2 separate regions of the Homo sapiens genome follow, and region 2 is linked to region 1. A link is an interaction called in ENCODE POLR2A ChIA-PET data of the cell type or tissue named here. Cell type or tissue: MCF 10A. All regions are shown on one strand. Links, peaks and the distances in the headings refer to the core of each region. The heading gives the core; the rest is flanking DNA.

Region 1 (11,213 bases), core at 1,652-9,651:
TGGCCTCCTTTCCCAGAAAATAATGTCTATATGTGCCAATTCTTCAGCCAACTGCAGAGTCACAGACCCCTTCAAGACTATCTTTGAATCTTTTAGATGTTCATGGTCCTCAGTATGAATCCCTGGCCTGGACCATCTCTAAGAGCCCTTTCACCTTAAAAAACAAAACATTTTTGTACTGTGAAAATGTGAACTGATAATGCTTCCAAATCTACCCTCATCCCTGTAACCTATTTGGGAAACAACCTATAAATCAATGGCATTTGATGACCCAAGAATGACAAACAGTTCCAGAAGATTTGGTTTTTACAATCATTTAAAACAATCCTCTGACCTGGGCCAGGCAGGCCTGGCTGAGGCGGCGCCGCTGTCCACCGGCTGGTATTGGACACGAATGATGCACTAGAGATGAAATGCTTGCGGGGGCCTAAGTAGTCCACGATCTCATACTGACCAGGACCTGGGAAAGGTGGCTTCGGAGGCAGAGGCGAAGGCTGAGCAGAGAAGTTCAGGATGGGGTTTTTCCTTTGGGAAAGATAAAACGGGAAGATGTCACTAAGGCAGTCTAGTGGGGAAGGCACAGTTTCTAGACACAGCCAAGACCTGCACAGCAGCAAGCTGTCTGGAAGAGGACTGGTCACGGCACTGGGGCAGAGCCCTAGCTCCACTGGTAGTGAGCTGGGGACCCCTGGATCTGTTTCTTCATCTGCACATGGCAATCATGATGGGACCTACTTTGAGGTCAGGGTTGTCAGGATAAATGAGATGACGTACCTAAAACACAGTACTCAGGATAGGCCTGGCACACAGTGAGAGCTCAGTGTGCATTGCTGGAGATGTGGAGCTAACCAGAAATGGCAGGCCGTGTATATCTCATGTGCCAACTCTGATTGATTGGTAGTGCCTGGCTGGAGTTCTGTGAAAAAAACTGAGGCCTCATATGGACTCAATGGGAAGAGGCCTTAGTGACCCACTTGTGATGCCTGCCATGGTCAGGGAAGAGAAAGAAGCATCCCACATTCCACAGATTTGCCATCCCAAGACCAGCAGGTCTTTAGAGGCCACTGTAACATTGACATTCCAGAATCCTACTAAATATCATCCTGGGGAGGCAGGAGGCAGGAGTGGAAAAGCACCGGGCTGGAAATCAAGAGACTCTGCATAACCCTTTACCACTCACACCGCCATTGTTTTCAAGTCTGTCTTCCCCTCCTTCCAGAAAGGGAGTCTATCTTTTATCTCTGATATTGAGACATGAAATGAAAGACCGGACCTGTACTTGAGTCCTAGCTTGGTCACTAACTCATTCTGGGCCTCAGTTTCCCCATCTGTAAAAGGAAGGGGTTGGACAAGATGACCTCTGAGGTCCCTTCCTGCTGTGACCTTTCATCAGGCCTTGATTCAAAGTTCCACTGGGTTGTCAGAGACTTCTGCGCTTGTTACAGGAATCATGCTACTCTCCCAACCATGTAATAGAAGGGCCGCCTCCTTCTGGCTCACACCCAAGGCTTCTTCTAAAAGGCTTCTCACCAAAAGGGGAGAGGAGGTTCTCCGCACTGAATGGCCAAGGGAGCCTTCCCCAGCTTCCCCCAGCACTCAATGACCAAGGGAGCCAGCCCATCCAAGCAAAGGAGGGGACTTGGGATTCCTGGCCACTGGGGCACTACTGCACTTTAGCCAACAACTTCTTAAACACAGAGAGCTTGAGGGGACCCAAGTGATGTCTTCTTCAACCTCCTTAGTTTTCTAAAAATGTTGGTGTCCGGAGAGACAAAGTAACCGATCCAGTTATAGGCACCTTTGTAGGAATGCTGGCATAGAACTCAAGTGTTTGGCACCTAGCAATATGGAGAAAGCATGATGGCGGAGGGGACTGAGTTTAAGGGTCACACACAAACCTGAGGCTGAATTCTAGTCATGCCACTTACTGGCTGTAAGACAAGGCCCCTGATTTCTCTATAGCTTAGCGTCAGTATACACAGCATTGCAAGGAACAATGACACTAACTTTATAAAGGAGTTACAATGAACAGAGAAAAGGTATGTAAAGCACCTAGTAGAGCACCAGCACATAGTAGGTGCTCAATAAAGGTAGTTGTTATTCTTCTGATGATCCCTGTGTCAGCATCAATGTGTGCTGCTTGGTGACAGACAGGCAACTGAGCCTCGTAAAAGACTGACAGGGCCCTTCCACCCCAGAGTCATGCTGAGGCAGGGGACACCCCCCTGGTCAGAGAGGACACTGAAAGCCATCATAAATGTGCTTGGGCTCACATCTTGTGGTGGAGGAGCAGCTGGCGTGGATGCTTATATTTAGAACAAAGGTACCCACAGGGAAAGGGGGGACATGCTGCCTCCCTGTTTGCTATGAATCTGCATGGAAGAACTGGTTACAGGGTGTAATCAACAACCTCTCCCCTTATAAATAAAAGCTGGCTTCTCCTTGTTCTGGCTTGTGGCTCCCCCTTCAAAACACCTCCAGACATTTGATGAGTTTGTGGCTGGCATCATGGAGAGACAGGTTTGATTCCTGGAAATTACAGCTGGAACAAATCAACCATTATATGAGGTCACCCCATCACTGGTCTGGGTCACTCCAAGCCCAAGATTCCCACCCTGTTCTTTGAGAAAACCATGAGGTGTCTGCTTTCTTAGCCAAGGACAGCCTGCAGAAGGCTGGAGCACGCTGAGTTAATGACTCACCAGTGTTCTTGGCAAGATGGGTTAGAGAGGTTTCTTGTCTTCCACTCCTTCAGTATGCCCAGGAGAGGCTCAGAACCTTCAGCCTAGCACTATGGATCTTTCATGAGCACCAGCCATGTGTGGGATTCTGGGCCAGGCATGCTTGGGAATCCAGGCAGTTCTGTACTAAGACACGGACTTGAGTGTCCTTAAGGGCTTGACAATCCGCTGCCAGCAACAGCCATGACTGGTGACAACTTCAGGCAGTACAGGCTTTGCACTCAGACAGAGCTGGGTTTGAATCCCCACTTCCCCGTTCAACAGCTATGTGTTCTTAGAAAAGGCTCTTAACCTCCTTAAGCCTCAATTTCCTCATCTGTAAAACAGTGGAAATAATACCTACTACCCAGATTGTTAGGAAGATTGTGCTTTACTTGTAACATTTGTTTAAAAACATGAAATCTGTTCGAATAGAGGTTAAAATAAAAAACTGCATTGAAAGCAGAGAGAAAGAGACAGAGACAGAGGGACATTAATTCCAACAAGATGAATCCAGAAATCCATCCAGAAATCCAGAAAATCTTCAGGTGGGGAAGAGCATTTCCAGCAGAGGGAACAGCAGGAGCAAAAGCATGGAATGGGGAAAGCTGTAGCTGTTATGGCAGGAATTGGGACACAAGGAGACAGACGCTGAGCACCTAGACTGCCTTCAACCCTCCATTCACCAGTGATTTCCTGGGTTGTTCACTTGCTTCTGATACTCCCCACTTACAAACCCTGATGAAAACTTAAAGGCAAGATCTATTTATGGCCTCTCAATCCAGCCTAATCTCCCATGTCCTGCTGCTTCCGTTTTACCTTCCAGAAACACCCAACACAACACAGTTCAGCAACTCCATGCCTTTGTCCCTGCTGTTCCTTCTGTGAGAAACACCAACTTTCCCTGCAAACTCGAATTCAATTCTTGACGTTCTCACTTTCTTCCAGGGAAACTTCTCTCCTCCACCCACGCCTGTCTCGCCACCCCCCACCTGACTGTCTTGAATGTTCCCATCCTGTGACTCAAGTGAGGAACATGGGTTTTGGAGATGGATTTTGGAGGCAGAGGGACCTGGATTCAAATCCCAGCCCCACCACCGTCAACAGCCTGCACTTCACTGTAAACTCGGAATGACACACCCACCTGGAGGAGAGGTGGAAGGACGACGGCAGGTCACATCTGAGAGCTCTCAGCTCAGAGTATGTGGCCCCTGAATACATTCTGGCTATTACTTTGCATTTAAAATGTTGCATTTTCTATGGCTTTTACTTGCCTAGCTCTTTAAGGGAAGGTATTGTGTCTTCCTCAGCTTTGAGGCCCCTAGCCCTATCCCGGGAACATTTGCTGAAGTGCAGAGAAAAGCAGAGGGCTGGCAGCATGTAAAGGAGCCCAGGCATCTGAGGCCCACATGACAGTTTCATCCTCATCCAGGGCTGGTCCCTCCATGTCGAGGTGGGGCTGACAAATCACAAAGGTCAGGCTGGATCAAACCCAGGGCAGCCCACAGTGCATTGTGACCAGGGCTTTTATGAGCCTCATTGCTCAGTTATAAAAGCCAACCTGGCCCTGCCCCGTGGAAAGAAAACATCTATCAAAGGCTCTGAGTTGGCCACAACTGGATTAAGTGTGTTTGCAGCTTCCAATGTGAGCTGTTTGCAAATCACCTAAGAATAATGAATGTCTTAGAGGACTCAGCAGGCCACTTGGGGAAAGCATCTGAGACCCTCCAGACACTCCCAGGCACACATTCACTCGCCTCAGGGATTCCCAGGGTTGGGAGGGATAAAGGGGCAATTTTTCTCATCATTAAAGGGCAGCCGATTGCCTCTGGGGTGGAATGCAGTATCTGTTTAACAGGGTAGCGGGTGACAGATTACAGCTGCTTGGGAAGAAGCATCCCATATCTAATTGAAAATCCCAGGGGAAGTTAGGGTGGGTCCAATCTAATTACCAAAATTGGAGTGGGGCCAACGGGGCTTGATTTTTCAGCTCTAGCTGTGACAAGACAGCGTGTCTGTGCAAATCCAGTGGCTTAAAACTCCAGGAAGCAGATCAAGGGTTAGAAAAATGGCCCTGAGTGTTGCACCTCCTTGCTGGGGAGCATGAGTTGGAAGGCATTGCCTAGGAGGAACTATTTTGATCTCCAAAACTCTCACCCTGACTCACCCTAAGTGATTGAGTCATCACTGTGACGGATATTGAAGACCTCAGAAGCGAAACCTTGGCTGATACTTCACTTTGCTTCTGAAGACACCCTGGAAGCTGAGAAGTCCTCTTAGCTTTGAGTCAGCAAGGTGGCCATGGCCAAGGAACACCCGATGGCATGACCTTTAGCTAAGGAGCTCAGAAATGCCAGTGCTAACAAACAGCCAGCCCCAAGCACAGCATCCGCCCTGCGGGGCCACACTAGAAACCCTAGGAAGACACAGAGGACCCGCTCACCTGCTTTGATAAAAATACAAGTTACCATGTGAATTTTGTGGGTTATCTCCTTTTATCCTTACAACCACATTATGAGGTGTTCTTATCCTGGTTCACCAAGGATGACTTTGAACCCACTGGGAGTTAAGTGACCTCCCTTCCCCCAGGCCCACAGGGCTGGTGAGCAGGGAAAGTGGAGGTTCCATGGTACTGACTTTGGGGCCTACGCTAATCAATCCACTGCCCACGCTGCCTCCATGGCCTCTTCAGGGGACGTGATCAGCCGTTCCCTGCCCTAATGGTGGCCTCCTGAGCTTTGGTCATATCCAGCCATCCTCTCACGGCTGGGCTTTACATTTTTTGGCCAGTAACATGAGACTAAAAACTCCAGGGAGAATTCATATCTGCACTGATGCTTCCTGCACCCTGAAGAAAGCAGATCCAGAAAAGCATTTCTGTAGCTGTAACTCTGCCCAAGAATGGGAAGCCCATCAACTCCAACCCAAGACAGATGAGGGCAGGTCTCCCCCTGCATGGCACGCGTGTGTTCCCGAGAAAGAAACATGGCGGCAAGTCACCGCCGCTCCACGTAGCCGTGGAGAGCTAAAGAGGATTAGTTCTGATGTGGACAAAGTCCTAAGGGAAGGTGCATGCAGATGGGGTCACCTCAGGGGTCTACTGACCTCAGGAACCCGTGTAGCTCCTGTCCCTCTCTTCCCTCCAGGGACACAGGAGAAAACAGAACTGGAATTTGAGAAACTGGATTTTGGATATTTCCTCAACACTCTGATATTCAGCTGTCTTTTCTTTTCATTACATCATTTTCTTCATCATTCATCGGGAACAGATAAATGTTTTTTTTAGAATAGTCCAAAGCCTACCAGTCTTATCTTCTTGCTTTCCAAATAAAATGATAAATTTCTTAGCTTCATCTTTCCCACGTTAATTTTAAAATACATAATCTGGACCTCCTCTGTGGGTCCAGGCTGGCTCCACGTTCGTTGTCCCCTGTGTGCTCTCCTGAGTCCATGGTGAGCAAACCTGGGATTCTGATGTGTCAGAAATGCAGACACCCTTCTTTCGCTTATAGAGAAATGAAGACCCAGAGAGGTGCCCAGAGCAGCCCCAGACCACAGAGCCAGCTATACAAATGTCGTGCTATAGAGCCTGGGGCACCATCCCCTCATCAGGGTGAACCCAAGTTTAGGAGACAGCGGGTTAATAGGTTCCTTTACTGCAGGCCTTCTCAGAGCCTTTAAGATGCCTGTGCAGACTGCGATGTTCTCAGGGGCAGAGGGTTACGATGCAGTGCTTCTCAGACTTATTAACCAAAGACCTTTTATTTGTGAAGCATTGACAGAGAGCCAGCGAGCCCTAGAAGCCCCAGACACGCAGTCCCGCTGCACTGCCCAGTGGGAAGACGGCCCCATGGGTTGTACATGGCCATACACCCCTGGGGCCACCTAACCCGGCATTTTGCTGCAGGCTCCTCCACCTGGCTTCGAGGCTGTTCCCAGATGAGGTTGGCTGGAGGCGTGGTGTCCTGTTCACCTGAGCCTCCAGTACAGAACTAGAAATCTATAGAGTCTGCTGACTGACAAATGCAAACGCCATAAAATAAGAACGATCTCAAACCACCTGTTCAAACTTGAGCAAAAGCCAGAAGATATTTCTCCAGATAAAGCAGTTAAAAATTGAGCATCCTCCACTCTTATGTTATTTCACCATTTTCCTTGAAGAAGCTTCCAAATTTGGGCTGGGGGCTTGAGCTGCCATGCCAAATAACAGCTGTATTGTATAATATAGCCTAGTAGGTCTATAGGATATACAATAACCACAGCTATCATTATAAGGGTAATAGCTATTTTCTTTCTTTTTGAGACCAAGTCTTGCTCTGTCACCCAGGCTGGAGTGCAGTGGCATGATCTCGGCTCACTGCAACCTCCACCTCCCCGGTTCAAGCAATTCTCCTGCCTCAGCCTCCTGAGTAGCTGGGATTACAGGCGCCCTCCACCACGCCCAGCTTTGTATTTTTAGTAGAGATGGGGTTTTGCCATGTTGGCCAGACTGGTCTCAAACTCCTAGCCTCAAGTGATCCATCTGCCTTGGGCTCCCAAAATGCTGGGATTACAGGCGTGAGTCACCATGCCCAACCGGTAATAGCTATTTTCCAACATCTTCTCATCGAATCTTCATGGAATCCCTACGAGATAAGATCCTTATCTCTACTTAATAACATAAAACTGAGGCTCAGAGAGGAGAAGTCTCTGGAAGGTACAGAGCTGGGATTCATACTCTGGTCGGCCAACTCCAACACCTGTCCTCTTGACCACTCTTTCTCTGGCAGAGTAAGGGAATAGTTACTTGTAGAGATGCCGCATGCCAGCCTGGAGGCGGGAGGTCTCTGGAGAGAGACTTTCCAGAGACAGAGCTGTTCCTGGAGACTGGCCTGCCCCAGCCCCTAGCCCTACAGCCTGTACAAGGCCAGCCTGCAGAGCCCTAGACCTGGAGGGCAGAAGGGACTCCTCTGGTGGATTCCAGCTGAGGTCTCAATCCCCTCTCCAGATCTTAAGTTCGACTTGGCAGATTCACAACTTGCACCTCTCTCTAACTGTGGTCCCCTTGCCCTAGGCTGATGATCAGACTATGCCCAATGTTGGCAGCCTCCCTGGGTTGCCTGGACTTCTGACCCACTGTGGCTATGGCTCCTAACACCTGCCTGATCTCTCTGGAGGGGCCCAAGAGGATATATTGTTGGTCCCACCTGGCCAGCCCTCCCAGTGGCCAGCTCTGTCTGGAGGGGCTACGCATGGGTGAGAGCTGAGATGGTAACAGGAGGACTAACCCTAACTGCAGTTAGTTCCAGAAGTTCTAGAACCATTCGAGAAATAAATAAGCTCTGTGAGTATTTGAGCCTCTTAGGTGAGAGTAATATAAAATGTGTAGGATATTAAACAGGGTAACAAAAATCCCTGTATTTACTTTTAAAAATCTGTGTTAATTTTGAGTCACCAGCTGCAATGCCAATGCCAAACATATATTTTATTTACTTTTTTTGTTTTTTGAGACAGGGTCTCACTCTGTCACCCAGGCTGGAGTGCAGTGGCGCAATCTCGGCTCACCACAATCTGGGCCTCACAGGTCCAAGTGATTCTCCTGCCTCAGCCTCCCGAGTAGCTAGGATTACAGGCGTGCACCATCATGCCTGGATAATTTTTGTATTTTTAGTAGAGACAGGGTTTCACCATGTTGGCCAGACTGGTCTCGAACACCTGATCTCAAGTGATTCGCCCACCTCGGCCTCCCAAAGTGCTGGGATTACAGGCGCAAGCTGCTGCGCCCAGCCAAACATGTATTTTTAATTCTGAAAGCAAAATCCTACGAGGCAGGAATTATTCCCACCTTACAGATGAGGGCATGGAGGCTCAGAGAGGTTAGAACTCTGCCCAAGGTCACAGAGCATAAAAACAGCAGAGCTGAAGTACAAATCCAGCAGGTATCACCAACTCGAAAGTCAGGGCTTAAACTTCCATCGGTATAAAGCTATGAGAGCTTGACTGCTTCTGAATGTCCTGCCACTCCAGCGAAGATTTTATGTTACAAAAATAGAACAATGTCAGCACCAGGGGAATCCAGCATCACAGGGAATGAGGAAAGACTTAGTCCTGAGCCAATTCCCTGTGGCTCCTCAAGTTGGCTGTGTGGACTTGGGCAAATGTCCCGCCAAATCCGAAGCCTTGCTTCCTCCTCTATGGGGTAAGAGTAACAATTCTTACAACAGGATTATAATAATAATTGAATACAATTTTAAGTTCCTGGCACACAGTGGTTGCTCAATAAGTATCAGGCATTCAACAGGCATTTACTGAGCATCATTATGTGTGACTAAGGGCCCCTGAAGAGAGTGGCCCGGCACTGTGCTCTGCCAAGCAGTGACACCCCATCCTTTTCTCTATGTTGGGCTTCTTCCCCACAACCACCTTTCAAAAGAAAGACCAGAATGATTGGGACTCACGGGAAAAGAGTCTTTTTTGGAACTTTTGTGCAATCACTGGGGTTGTAATAACCAGGTCCCGGGCCTGTTGACGTCAGTTTTAATCCACGGTTGGTTTTTGATTTAAAACAAGACATTAATGTATTTGGCGACTGCTTCACAAGGGATTCGTTGATATCATAATGCCCTAAGGAGAAAGAAATTTTAGGACAGAATAAGGAACTCTTCTCAAGTAAATAAAAAGCAGTACCTTACCCCTAAGAACACACCTGATGGCTGCAAGGCACCATCACTCTAGGATGGCCAAGTGGAAGGGCTGACTGAGATAGCCAAAAACAATCCTCACCATGCAGAGAACAGATGGCACGGGAAGCACACACTTAGCTGATTTAGTTCTCGCACTAGCCTGGCAAGATGAGTATTACTGCTTTCATTCTACACATGGGAAACTGAGACTCAGAGATTGTTAAATAATTTGCCAAAGGACATTCATCTAACCAGGGACTTAGACAAATCTCTCCACCTTGCTGGAGCCCAGTTTTCCTTCTCTATAAACTAAGAATAATAATTCTTCTGACAACAGAGTTGTTATGACAGTTGAATAATATTTTAAGTTCCTAGCACATAGTGGATGCTTTGTAAATATCATGCAATCAACAACTATCTTTTTTTTTTTTTTTTGAGATAGGGTCTTGCTCTCTTGTCCAGGCTGGAATGCAGTGGCACAATCACAATCACAGCTCACTGTAGCCTTGACCTGCTGGGCTCAGTGATCCTCCCATCTCAGTCTCCCGAGTAGCTGAGACTACAGGTATGTACCACCACACCCTGCAAATTAAAAAAAAAATTTTTTTTTTGAGACAGAGTCTCGCTCTGTCGCCCAGGCTGGAGTGCAGTGGCGTGATCTCAGCTCACTGCAAGCTCTGCCTCCCAGGTTCACGCCATTCTCCTGCCTCAGCCTCCCAAGTAGCTGGGACTACAGATGCCCACCACCACGCCTGGCTAATTTTTTGTATTTTTAGTAGAGATGGGGTTTCACCATGTTAGCCAGGATGGTCTCGATCTCCTGACCTCGTGATCCGCCTGCCTCGGCCTCCCAAAGTGCTGGGATTATAGGCGTGAGCCACTGTGCCCAGCTTTTTTTTTTTTGTAGAAATGAGGCCTCATTATTTTACCCAGGCTGGTGTTGAACTTGTGAGCTCAAGCAATCCCCCCACCTCAGCCTCCCAAAGTGCTAGGACTACAGGTGTGAGCCATCATGCCCAGCTAACATGTATGTGTTGAGCACCACTATGTAGAGACTGGTCTGCTTGTCTCCAAAGCCCACACTTCCCCACCACACCACAATGCCCTGTCTCAAGAAACTGTGACAGAATAAAATGAATTTGTGTACAAAGCTTTAAGGAAGAAGAGAATGACCAAAACTGGGGTGAAGAGGAAGCGATCTCACCCCTAAGTTGTCAGTAGCCCTGTGAATGGATGTTCTCCACCACTCTATTCATATTAGCAATCAATTCAAAATAATCACAATTTTCAATAAGACAATACTGGCTCCTTAATTTATGGTACTATCATATAAGAATATACTATATATTTATTTAAAATGATGTTCCGAAAGGATTTTTACTAACATGAAAAGACGTTCCCAGTATCAGCCGGGTACGGTGGCTCACACCTATAATCCCAGCACTTTGGGAAGGCAAGGTGGGCAGAACACTTGAGGTCAGGAGTTTGAGACCAGCCTGACCAATATGGTGAGACACCATCTCTACTAAAAATATTTAAAAAATTAGCCAGGTGTGGTGGTGTGCACCTGTATTCTCAGCTGTTCTGGAGGCTGAGGCAGGAGAATCACTTGAACCCAGGAGGCGAAGGTTGCAGTGAGCCGAGATTGCACCGTTGCTCTCCAGCCTGGGCAACAGAGCGAGACTCCCTCTCAAAAAAAAAAAAAAAAATGTTCCCAGTATATGCTTAAATTTTTAAAGAAGCAGATGTCAGCAGCATTTACAATACTGGATAACTATCTCTCATATTCTCTGTTTTGTATATATATTTCTACTAAAAAGGTTATAGCAAC
Region 2 (11,213 bases), core at 1,778-9,777, 72 kb before region 1:
GACAGAATGAGACTCCATCTCAAAAAAAAAAAAAAACCTAGCTGGGTGTACTGGTGCATGCCTGTAGTCCCAGCTACTCGGAAGGCTGAGGCAGGAGGATCACTTGAGCCCCAGTGGGTAGACATCGCACCACTGCATTCCAGCCTGGGCAACAGAGTGAGACCCTGTCTCAAAAAAAAAAAAGTATAAATGTGTATGTATGTATGTATGTGTGTGCATGTGTAAGAGACAGAGATAAGTACATTGAATGAAGAACTTCTGTGTTGTTCTATACAGTTGACACTCACTACTTACGGTAGTTCTCCTCCTATAAAGTCACCGCAAACGCTGACTTCCCAAATACAGAACCATTGCTCCTAGATATATCCAAGGTGAAATTCCTGTGAGCCACTGATCACATTTTCATTAACCAAGCAATATGGAACCTTGTTTTATGTGTGATTCTATTAAACACACTTTATTTAGTGTAAGTTGTTGCTTCATTAACATTGACTGCACTGTAATTCATGCATGAAGGAAGCTTATCTAACATGTATTTTCTCTCTGTAAGGCACATCACAGCTTAGGAACACTAGACAGCACTTCATCCCTACACTTAGGGGCTATTTTATTATTTATTTATTTATTTATTTATTTATTTATTTTGAGACAGGGTCTCGCTGTGTTGCCCAAGCTGGAGTGCAGTGGTGTGATCACAGCTCATTGCAGCCTTTAACTCCCAGGCCTAAGCAATCCTCCCACCTCACCCTTCTGAGCAGCTGGAGCCACAGGCATGCACCACTATGTCCAGCTAATTTTTTTTATTTTTGTAAAAACAGGGTCTCACTATATAGCCCGGGCCAGTTTCCAACTCCTGAGCTCAAGCGATCCTCTCACCTCGGCCTCCCGAAGTGTTGAAATTACAGGCATGAGCCACTGCACTCAGCCTTGGGGGCCATTTTAAACAGCAAAATCACCAAAGAAAGCACAAAAAGTGAAAAGTGCAGAATTAAACAGAGCACGATAGGACATTTGTTGATTGTATGACAGCTGAAACAAGAGGGCACGGCCTTGCTTTGTTCAGCCTCAGTTGGGAATGTAGCATCGGGCAGCCCAAAGTTTTTGCTGCTCCACACGTGTGTGAAAGACAGTGAACACCCTGTGAATATTGACTTTGGAGTTGCAAATATATTTTAGCAAGCAAGCAAATTCACAAATATGGAATCTGCAAAGGATGAGGATTGACTGGTGATACTTTTAAGGTTCAACTTGGCATTCTGCGAGCTCCCTGGTGCCACGCCAGGCCTCTGGTCAGCTGTGTGACCTTAGGTGTCCATATCTGAACTAGATTTCATCTCCTTTGCAGAGTTGTTGTGAGAATTAAATGAAATGATGTCTGTAAAACACCTAGCACAGTGCCCGATACACAGTAGGTGCTAAAAAACCGGCCATTATGAGATGGCTCATGCCTGTAATCCCAGTGCTTTGGGAGGCCAAGGTGGGAGGATCACTTGAGGCTGGAAATTCAAGAGCAACCTAAGCAACATAGCAATATCCCCTCTCTAGAAAAAAAAAGTTTTAAACATTAGCTGGGTGTGGTGGTGTATGTCTGTAGTTCCAGCTACTTGGGAAGCTGAGGCAGGAGGATCACTTGAGCTTGGGAGCTGGAGGCTGCAGTGAATCATGATCATACTGGTGACACAGTGAGACCCTGTCTCATAAAAACAAAAAACAAAAAAGTGCATTGTTACTATTATCATCATTGGCCCAGGACCCTGTGTTCTATACACAGGGTGATTTTAACCAAGGTTTAGAGAAGGCCTGTCTGCACCAGAACTCCGGGCTGGCATCATTTTCATAAATTCTTTGTCCCATTCAGCTCCTCTCTGGCTATTCAGAAAATAATCTGAATGTTGAAACTTGTAAGCAATAAAAGGATTTCATGACACAGGCCAAATCAGGACTTTTCCGCTTTGCAATGACAGCCTTCCCCTCTCCTCTGCTGTGGCCCTGGCTCTCCACTCTCTCCTTGGGCTTCCCATGGGACTGCTTAGCATGGATCCCACGGGGTTATGGTTAACAGTCAAGAGTCCCGGGCGCAGGGCCAGGATGGCAACTCGCCCAGGGCAGGAAGCAGCTTACGCATCAGTATTCCCCATACTCAGCACAGGGCCTGGCACAGATCAGTGCCCTGTGAAGGGCTATGAGTTGAAAAAATAGTGACCTAGAGTGTACTGGGTGTCTCACCCAAACTTCCCTGACACGGAATAGAAAGCGATGAACAGAGTTAGCACTCAATATGTATTTGTGGGCCGGGCGTGGTGGTTCACGCTTGTAATCCCAGCACTTTGGGAGGCTGAGGCGGGTGGATTGCTCGAGGTCGGGAGTTTAAGACCAGCAGGGCCAGCATGATGAAACTCTACTGAAAAAAAAAACAAAAATTAGCCAAGCGTGGTGGTAGGTGCCTATAATCCCAGCTACTGGGGAGGCTGAGGCATGAGAATCTCTTGAACACATGAGGTGGAGGTTGCAGTGAGCCAAGATTGTGCACTGCACTCCACCATGGGTGACAGACCGAGACTCCATGTCAAAAAAAAAAAAAGTATTTGTGGAAGCAGGGAGGAAGAGAGGAAAAAGAAGGAAAGAAGAGGCATGCCTGACCCACCAACTGGATGACCAAACTATGAAAGAACCGAGAAACGAATGAAATGGAATTCCTCTCGTAGTTCTCCTTCTCTGGAGAACTCTCCTTCTCATCATTGGAAAAGGAGATAAATTAAATGAGTTGGTCTTTTAAATAATAAGCGCTAGCATAATAGCCGTATTTACCATGTGACCAGCTGTGTTCTGTTCATTTTGAGTGTATTAACTAATTTAATTCTCACACCAATTCTAGGAGATGTGTTACTGTGCCCATTTTACAAATGAGCAGACCAAGGCTCCAAGAAGCCAAGTAACAAGCTCAAGGTCGTGTGGCTGCTTAGTGGAGCAGCTGGCTCCAGAGGCTGCCCTCTGGGCTGCGATTGCTTTGGTCCCTCTGAGGTGTTTCAGGAGGTGGACCCCCCCACAGGTGGTGATGACACAGGGCTGGTATTGTGCCCTGCTCATCCTGTTGCTCAGATCCTCAGGTGTGGACTCCTTTGCTTGCCTCTTGCCCATTTCTCCACAGTCTAGCTCTAACAGACATTTTCAGTTTGATCTCCTTCTACGTCCTTTCCCGTACCCGATGCTGCACCCAAGCCAGCTACTCCCTGTTCCCTGCTCACACCCTGTGCATTCCTGTGTCTAGGCTTTTCCTGCTGCTGTTCCTTCCTTGGCCTGGAATGTGTTCTCCCACCCCCGACTCTCACAATCATCCCCACCTCTCCAAGTCCAATTCAGGTGCCACTTTAGCTGTGAAGCCCTCGCTGGCCATCCCTGTTTAAAATGCATTACGCCTTGCCCTGCTCTGGGCTTCAGTAACTAACTCTTGATCATCTCCAGCCCCCCACATCCCACCCTAAGAAACTCTCATTGACCAGGAGCCGGGCTGAATTTCTTCACCCCTCCCCACCCCAGATGTTGAGATTTGGGAGAGCAAGGAGCTCTGTCTAGCTCATATCCTTGTCCCCGCTGCCCAGCATAGGACCCGGCATAAGTACACTAACCGTAAAAGCATGGTTAAAAGTGACCTACTCCACTTTCAGCCACTAGCTGATGACGATGTGCTGGTGTCCCACACCTTCCATTCCAGGATTCCTTCAGGTTCCCTCAATACACTTCCCACTACACCTCTGTGCCTTGGCCATGCTGTTCCTTCCACCTGGAATGCTCTCTCTACCTCGGCTGCTCAGAGAATCCAGAGTCTTTTCAAGTTCAGTTCAATGTCCCTTCCTCTAGAAAGCCTTCTCCCTCCTTTGCCCCAGAGCTAAATCACTTCTTCTTTTGCGTTGTCTCCGCACTTCACACCTGCCTGGGGGTTTGCTAAGCTGTACTGCAATGAGTTTTCCTGTCTGTCCCAGGTGGCTCTTTGAAGCTGGGACATGACAGACCACCTCTACGTCCCCAGGACCAAATACAGTGATTTTAAAGCATGTTTAGTTGTGGAACTCTCTCTTCAAAAGCAAAATCTATACGTATCTCAAAATAAAACAGATATAAGAAAGCAGTTCTTGGCAGAATGGGGAAGGGGACTGGGGGCAGCCCCACCTGTGTGAGCATCTCAGACCCACCAGGGACGCTGTCTCAGAGCTTCTAGGCCTCAAACACAGTGTGAAAACCCCTGACTCAGCACAACATCTGGAATAAGGTCGCTGCTCAACAAATTCTTTTTAAATGATTTGAAGGCCAAACACTTTCAGGACCCAAATAATGAATTTCTTAGAGTGGAATTTCAGACACCTTGCCTGGAAGAAGAGACACACTGGGGCTTTGGCTCAGGAGTCAGGGGTTCAAGCCTCAGCCCGGTTGCTCCCTGGCAGGACAGGGACCTCACCTCTCTGGACTTAATTTTTTTCATACATAAAATGAGAAGAAAAGTAACACTTACAGGTGTAAGGGCTACTGGCTGTGGTTATTTCTAGGCACTGGGGCTCTCTGCCCCTCTCTTTTCCTTAAATCACATCATTCATGTCCTACTGAAAAAAGACCCACTGGCCGGGCGCGGTGGCTGATGCCTGTAATCCCAGCACTTTGGGAGGCTAAGGCGGGCAGATCATGAGATCAGGAGTTTGAGACTAGCCTGGCCAACATAATGAAACGCTGTCTCTACTGAAAATACAAAAAAATTAGTCCAGCATGGTGGTGCGCACCTGCAGTCCCAGCTACTCGGGAGGCTGAGGCAGGAGAATTGCTTGAACCCGGGAGGCGGAGATTGCAGCGAGCCAAGATTGCGCCACTGCACTCCAGCTTGGGCGACAGAGCGAGACTTCATCTCAAAAAAAAAAAAAAAAAAAAAGAAAAAAAAAGACGCACTGCAGTCAGAGTGTAGGCCAGTCTGGTATAACGATTTGAGCATGGGTCTTGGCGCCAGATCCTGGCTCTGGTCTCTGAGCCTCAGTTTGCTCATCTGCCAAATGGGGATAATAACAGTAGCTCGTGGGGTAGAGAAGGCTTGTAATGTAGAAGTTAAGTGTGTGCACAGGTCCAGTTGCCCTGCTTTGAGACCTGGCTCCCTCATTTTCTAGCCCTGTGACCTTGAGCAGATTACTTCACTCTATGTGCCTTGGTTTCTCCAGCTGTAAAAAGGGAGAAATAATAGTACTCCCCTCATAGGCGTGGATAGTCATAGACGTGAAATGCTTAAAACAGTGCCTGGCACATAGTAACTGCTACATATGTGTACCCAACTGATACCATCCCATGGGGCTGTTGTGAGGATTAAATTAGAATATAAATAAAACGTGTCCAGCCTAGGGCCTGGTATACGGTAAGAACTCAATTCAGAGGAGCTGTTATTTAATATGACTTTGGCTCAAATTCAGCATGTTACATATGTGCTCCTAGGGTGGGAGGAGGGAAAAAAACCTGGGCAGAAATTCTAGGCCTTGCAATCTCACTCTGCGATCTCCTGTGAAAGGGGCCGCAGCAGCTTCTGCATTTGGGTGGGTGCGCCACGGTGCAGTTCTGGGTGTGTCCTGCTGCCTGACTCAGACACAAGTGCCCTCTCCCACCTGTCCCCCACCCATCTCCCACAGCACCCTGTGCCTGCCCATCCATGTGGTGATTAGGCCTGACCCCGAAAGCAGCAAGATTCTATCACTGCCCCAGGGCCAGGGGTGGCAGGAGGGGTTATAATTATGGGTTTCATCGAAATTGTGGAAATGGCAAACGCTGCTTTCTGCGGCTCCTCTAAGGGCCCTGCTGGGGCCCTCCCCAAACCCTCCCACCTGGGTGCCCCCAGAAGCCGGCACTCCCAGTCCATGGCAACCTACAGTTACAGACAACTTATTACAAGTGTGCTAAGCGTTTTATGTGAAGAATCTCATTTAATCCTCACAAACGGTATTATTTCCCCCATCTTACAGGTGAGACTCAGGAAGGCAAAGTGACTCACCCTAAAGTATGCGGCCAAGACAGTCTCCAAGGACTTTCTGGCTCTTTGGCCCGTGATCTTAACCTCTACCTGAGTTTGTATCAAATATGGCACCAAAATGTGGTTGTAGTCCTACAGTTAGGGAACTGGGCCCCGAGTTTGGCCATGGCTCTCACCCTGTGCGATCTGGGCAGTCACGTCACCTCTCTGAGCCTAGGTTTCCTCTTGAGTTTAGCATGAGGGCCGGAGGAGGAAACGTGTGTGTCTATTAATGCCTGGGATGGATAAGGCTCCATAAGGGTCAGCTACCATATTCTTTTGCTGTTGTTGGTACTGTTAGGCTTTATTGGTGGAGTGATGAAATCACCGTCTACACAGACACAAACATCAGGGCATTGGGAAACCTCTTCGTACTGGATGTGCCACAGGCGAGATTTGATCATACATTCTCCAATTTCTTCCAGATCCTGAGTCATGAAAAGGTGGGCTGAGTCATGCCTGGGGCTTCCATTTTGCTTATACTGAGCCATTACGTTGTGAAATCTTTAGTAAGTAGCAGGAGCTTTAATGGAAAGCAAATTAAACTCATCCCCCAGTTTGCTGGGGGTGTGGAAGCCCGTCCGGGAAGCTCATAGTGATCATAGCATGGAGCCTGGAGCTCTTGGAAGGAAAGGGGTTTGAGAAGTCCTAGGTCTTCCTCCCCGCCTTTCCTTTTTCTTTTTAATAATGTGTTTTCTTCAGCCTGTGATAAATGACTGGGAGTGGAAGATGCCCAGTAGGGGGAGGGAAAGGGAGGGATGTTGTTTACTTATCTGGGAGCACATCGCCAAGACAAAGCTTGGAGTTCTAATACTCTCCAGTGCGTGACCCACTTCCCTCTGTGGCCCAGAGCAAGTATCGCCCTGATTTGCTGGTGACTCTGCAATAATCACCTCCCTCAAACTTCCACACCTCTCCCAGCAAGGCAGGAAGGAAACACCACGCCTGGCCTTGGGCAATCCCAGGGACCAGCCAGGATTCCATTAACCCCAGAAGTGAACCCTGGATTCCATTGGTCAGGCCCCACCCCCCAACTTCGTTGGGCTTCCTTGGGTAATTTATGAGCTTCTCCACTTTGGCTGTTATTATTCGCCTCTTGTTAATGAGCAGGCTTAGGGCATTCAGGATTTCCTTAGTCAGTGATTCCTCCTTCTGGAGTAGTCTGTCTTTGGACTTTTATAGGTCGTTAACAGCCTTGCAAAGTCTGACACTGTACCAGGCAACTGGGTTTCTTTACTGGAAAGGAAAAGGGGGAGGCTGAGGGACGGATGGAAGCTACTTCAGGTCAAGGGGGGCTCTTGCTCACCACAGGACATAAGCTCACCATTTTCTGTCCCAAGGGGACAAACACGACACACGCGGCTACAGGGGACTGAGGAGATTTTGTATCTGCATTCATTTTAAAATGGAGAGACCTGGAAATTGGCCTCCAAAGACAGCAAAGTAATGTTTCATTCACTGCTCTTGGGGGCTTCCTATTTTCTGAGGTAAATGTGTGCAGTTGCTTTCCTGGAAGGCACTTTTTCCTCAGCCTCAAGGCCTCTCCAGCTGAGGTGGCTGAGGGAAGGCCTGGAGTGAGGGGATAAAGTCACGGTTGACAACAACACCCTTCTTTTCATTCCTCAGCACTTGACACACTGGCACGCTTAATAAAACAGGTGGCAGGCATGGTGGGACCAAAGTGCTGATTCAGCCATGCCACTTGCCTTTCATCTTGGGCTTGGACTGTCGAACAGACATGCTTAACAAGAAGAGGTGGAGGAGTTTATCCCCTTAATAAGCCACCCTGAAGTCACTGTGCGGAATCATGTTCATCTCTCAGGATGCTGCGGGGGAATCATTTCTAGTTACAGAGTCTTAATAATTTGCCCAGTGGGCTTAAGAACTATTGATACATTCATTAATAACAACAAAATCTATTGATACATTTTTTGGAAAAAAGCAAGCTTAGGCTGGGCGCGGTGGCTCACGCCTGTAATCCCAGCACTTTGGAAGGCCGAGCCGGGTGAATCATGAGGTCAGGAGTTCGAGATCAGCCTGGCCAACATGGTAAAACCCCGTCTCTACTAGAAATAAAAAAAATTAGCTGGCGTGGTGGTGGGTTCCTGTAATCCCAGCTACTCGGGAGGCTGAGGCAGGAGAATCGCTTGAACCCACGAGGCAGAGGTTGCAGTGAGCTGAGATCGCGCCACTGCACTCCAGCCTGGGTGACAGTGCGAGACTCCATCTCAAAAAAAAGAAAAAAGCAAGCTTATAAAACATAATATCTTGTCTGTGATTCCATTTTTGTGAAAAAAAATCTACTATGGAAAGAATAGGTTGGAAGGTTTTAAAATATCAGCATTGAATGGTGGAGTAATGTTTTTAAATTTTTAGTTATTTATTGCCTTTGGTAATTCTGAAAATTTTCTCCCACAAACATATATTACATTTGAAATAAATAATAAAAGTAAACCCCTGGATATTTCTGGTAAATCCAACCCCAGCTTAGCTTAAAATTGTCTCCCAGATTCAGACAAAAATATCTCAAGGTCAGTGGCTAATTTCTGCTTTTATGCCTTCTTCAATTCAGCCCTACCGTCCAGAAAGCCCAGGGAGTTGAAGCTAAAGAGAAATCATTAGGCTGGGTGCCGTGGCTCACACCTGTAATCCCAGCACTTTAGGAGGCCAAGGTGGGTGGATCACCTGAGGTCAGGAGTTCGAGACCAGCGTGGCCAACATGGTGAAACTCCGTCTCTACTAAATATACAAAAATTAGCCGGGGCCTGGTGGTGGGCGCCTGTAATCCCAGCTACTCGGGAGGCTGAGGCAGGAGAGTCGTTTGAACCCCAGAGGCGGAGGTTGCAGTGAATGAGATCGCGCCACTGCACTCCAGCCTGAGTGACAGGGCGAGACTCTGTTTCAAAACAATAAAGAGAAATCATTGTTCACCATATTTGTATTTGACTGTGTGGCCCTTTTTTCCCTCTAGATCTAGCTTCTCCTGTAATGAGAGCTGTCACAGAAGGGCACGGGGCCGGAGTGGCTGTCTTTCCACAGCCATAAAATGTTTGTTTTCCCCTTGCCTTGCTTTACCCTGAGAGGCTGGGTTTAGCAACACTGTACAGTTCTCAGAGCGGGGCTGTTTATCAAAATGTGCTGTTTAAACCCAGGTTAAGGCAACCAGGATTTTGAGTATGGAACCAGCCCTATGTCCCAGCCTGTCTGGTCTATGTCTGCTCCTCAGCAGGAGCCAGGAACAAGCAGGGCCCTGGGGGAAGCCTCTCTTTATGAGGCTTCTGCTACTGAATCTCTTCAGCTTCCTCAGCTGGAAGCCTGAAGCTAAGCCTAGACAGTCTTGGCATCACCTCACCTTGAGCAAGGGGAGGGGTTTATTTAAAAAAAAAAAAGCTCTAGAAGATCAGGAGGATGACAACAGGTCATTTGGGAGTAAAACACTTTTTAGTGATGAAGCCTGAAAAAGGATTTTGAAACCCCAGACAGTAGTTGCTTATGTGATGGGAGAAATAGCCCTCAGGCCACCAGGGTCATTGCTCCTGGGGATGTTTTCTGAGCCTCCCTTCCGCTCCTGGTTGCAAAACACAGTGGTCTGTGCAAGGGCCCTCCAAGCCGCCGCCTGTGCACCTGGTCCTGCAGCCCTGCTGCTGCTTCGGAGGAGGTTATGTCCACCCTAAGGGAAGGCTTGGGTGAGGAGGAGGGCTAGTCAAGTGGGGCATCTTCCTCTCCTTTGGAAAAGGATGACAGAGGGGACATGCCCTTAGCTCACTGTTAACAGACCTCGGGAGAGGCTTCTCAGTTCTCCTGGTGAAAGCTGTCAGGCTTGGCACATGGAGAAGGAAAGCAGGAGGAGGAGGAGGAGGGGAGAGCAGCTGGAGGAGGAGAAGGAGGAGGAATAGGAGAAGGAGGAGGAGGAGGAGGAAGAGGAGGAGGAGGAAGAGGAAGAAAAAGAAGAGAGGGCAGCCATGTGCTTTTGTACCGCTGAACTTGCCCCTGGTGAGGCAGGTGAGAGCCCAGCACCCCAGCAGTCTGGGACCAGGGCAGAAGCTGCATCGTCCAGAAGGGATCATGGCCTGTTTGTTCCTGGAATAGGGCAGCGCATAGCTGGTGCTCAATAAGTATTTCAATGAACACCCAGCCTCTGGTGGGCAGTCAGCAAATGAACGAGTCTTGGATAGCAGCAGTTAAGAACTACTAAGTTAACTCCTAGTTAAGACTAGAGTTGGTGGATCTGAGTTCACATTTCAGCTCTGTCACTAAGAGCTGTGTGGCCTTGAGCAAAGGGGAACCAAATACCCACTACACAGAGTGGTTAAGGGGACTAAGAAAGTTTGCAGTTGGCCAGGTGCGGTGGCCCACGCCTGTAATCCCAGCACTTTGGGAGGCCGAGGCAGGCGGATCATGAGGTCAAGAGATGGAGACCATCCTGGCCAACATGGTGAAACCCCATCTTTACTAAAAATACAAAAATTAGCTGGGCATGGTGGCCTGTGCCTGTAGTCCCAGGCTGAGGCAGGAGAATCGCTTGAACCCGGGAGGCAGAGGTTGTGGTGAGCCGAGGCCACTGCACTCCAGCCTGGTAACAGAGTGGGACTCTGTCAAAAAAAAAGAAAGAAAGAAAAGAAGAAAGGAAAGAAAGAAAGAAAGAAGGAAGGAAGGAAGGAAGGAAGGAAAGAAGGAAAGAAAGAAAGAGAGAGAGAAAGAAAGAAAAAGAGAGAGAGAAAGAGATAAAGAAAGAAAGAAAAAAAGAAAGAGAAAGAAAGAGAAAGAAAGAAAAAGAAAGATCGCAGTGCAGAGCGGGAGCCTAGTAAACAGTGGATAGACAAGAAATGAATGAAAGCTTCAAACAATAACTGAGCAGCGTGAGAGACCTCTGAGGGTGATGGAACGATTGTGTATGTTGATCGTGGTAGAGGGGACACAGATCCATACCTTTGCCAAAATCCATAGAACTGTATGCCATAAAGAGTGAATTGTACTTTTAAACTTTTAAAAGATTGGTTGTCTCAAAGATTCCTTCTGGTTTTGACATTGTATGGCTTTCTTCACCTATAAGATAGAGTTGCTGCTGGAAAGAAATGATGTAATTGATGTGATTCTGCATTATGGTGGAAAGAAAAAGGGTCTGTATGATATAGTTTCATTTGTTCACTCTAGCGTCCTCTTATCAGCCTGCTTTTGGTTC

Evidence for each region. ChIA-PET counts read pairs that join two places held together with the same protein. Peaks named below come from ENCODE experiments on the same cell type or tissue, not always from the same donor. Only the 100,000 strongest peaks of a DNase experiment are listed, where the experiment ranks them.
Region 2: POLR2A ChIA-PET joins it to region 1 with 23 read pairs; 2 of 35 experiments call an interaction of 5 or more read pairs at or near these places.

Annotation. Positions count from the first base shown.
Region 1 is chr1:24,360,517-24,371,729 of GRCh38, forward strand. It overlaps STPG1 (sperm tail PG-rich repeat containing 1), which reads right to left. Exons shown (of 9, transcript NM_001199013.2): 7 at 9,158-9,323; 8 at 335-525. It also overlaps a transcript of GRHL3 not described here. Among named protein-coding and RNA genes, the nearest start is that of GRHL3-AS1, 44 kb to the left of the region's middle. RefSeq lists enhancers at 4,301-5,500, 4,703-4,997, 4,762-4,811. In MCF 10A, for the core only: no CTCF peak of the experiment used is centred there; DNase peaks (open chromatin) are centred at 2,675, 4,905 and 8,865.
Region 2 is chr1:24,288,062-24,299,274 of GRCh38, forward strand. No RefSeq gene overlaps it. Among named protein-coding and RNA genes, the nearest start is that of GRHL3, 26 kb to the right of the region's middle. RefSeq lists a silencer at 9,843-10,090. In MCF 10A, for the core only: a CTCF peak has its summit at 6,850; DNase peaks (open chromatin) are centred at 2,090, 3,190, 6,440 and 6,980.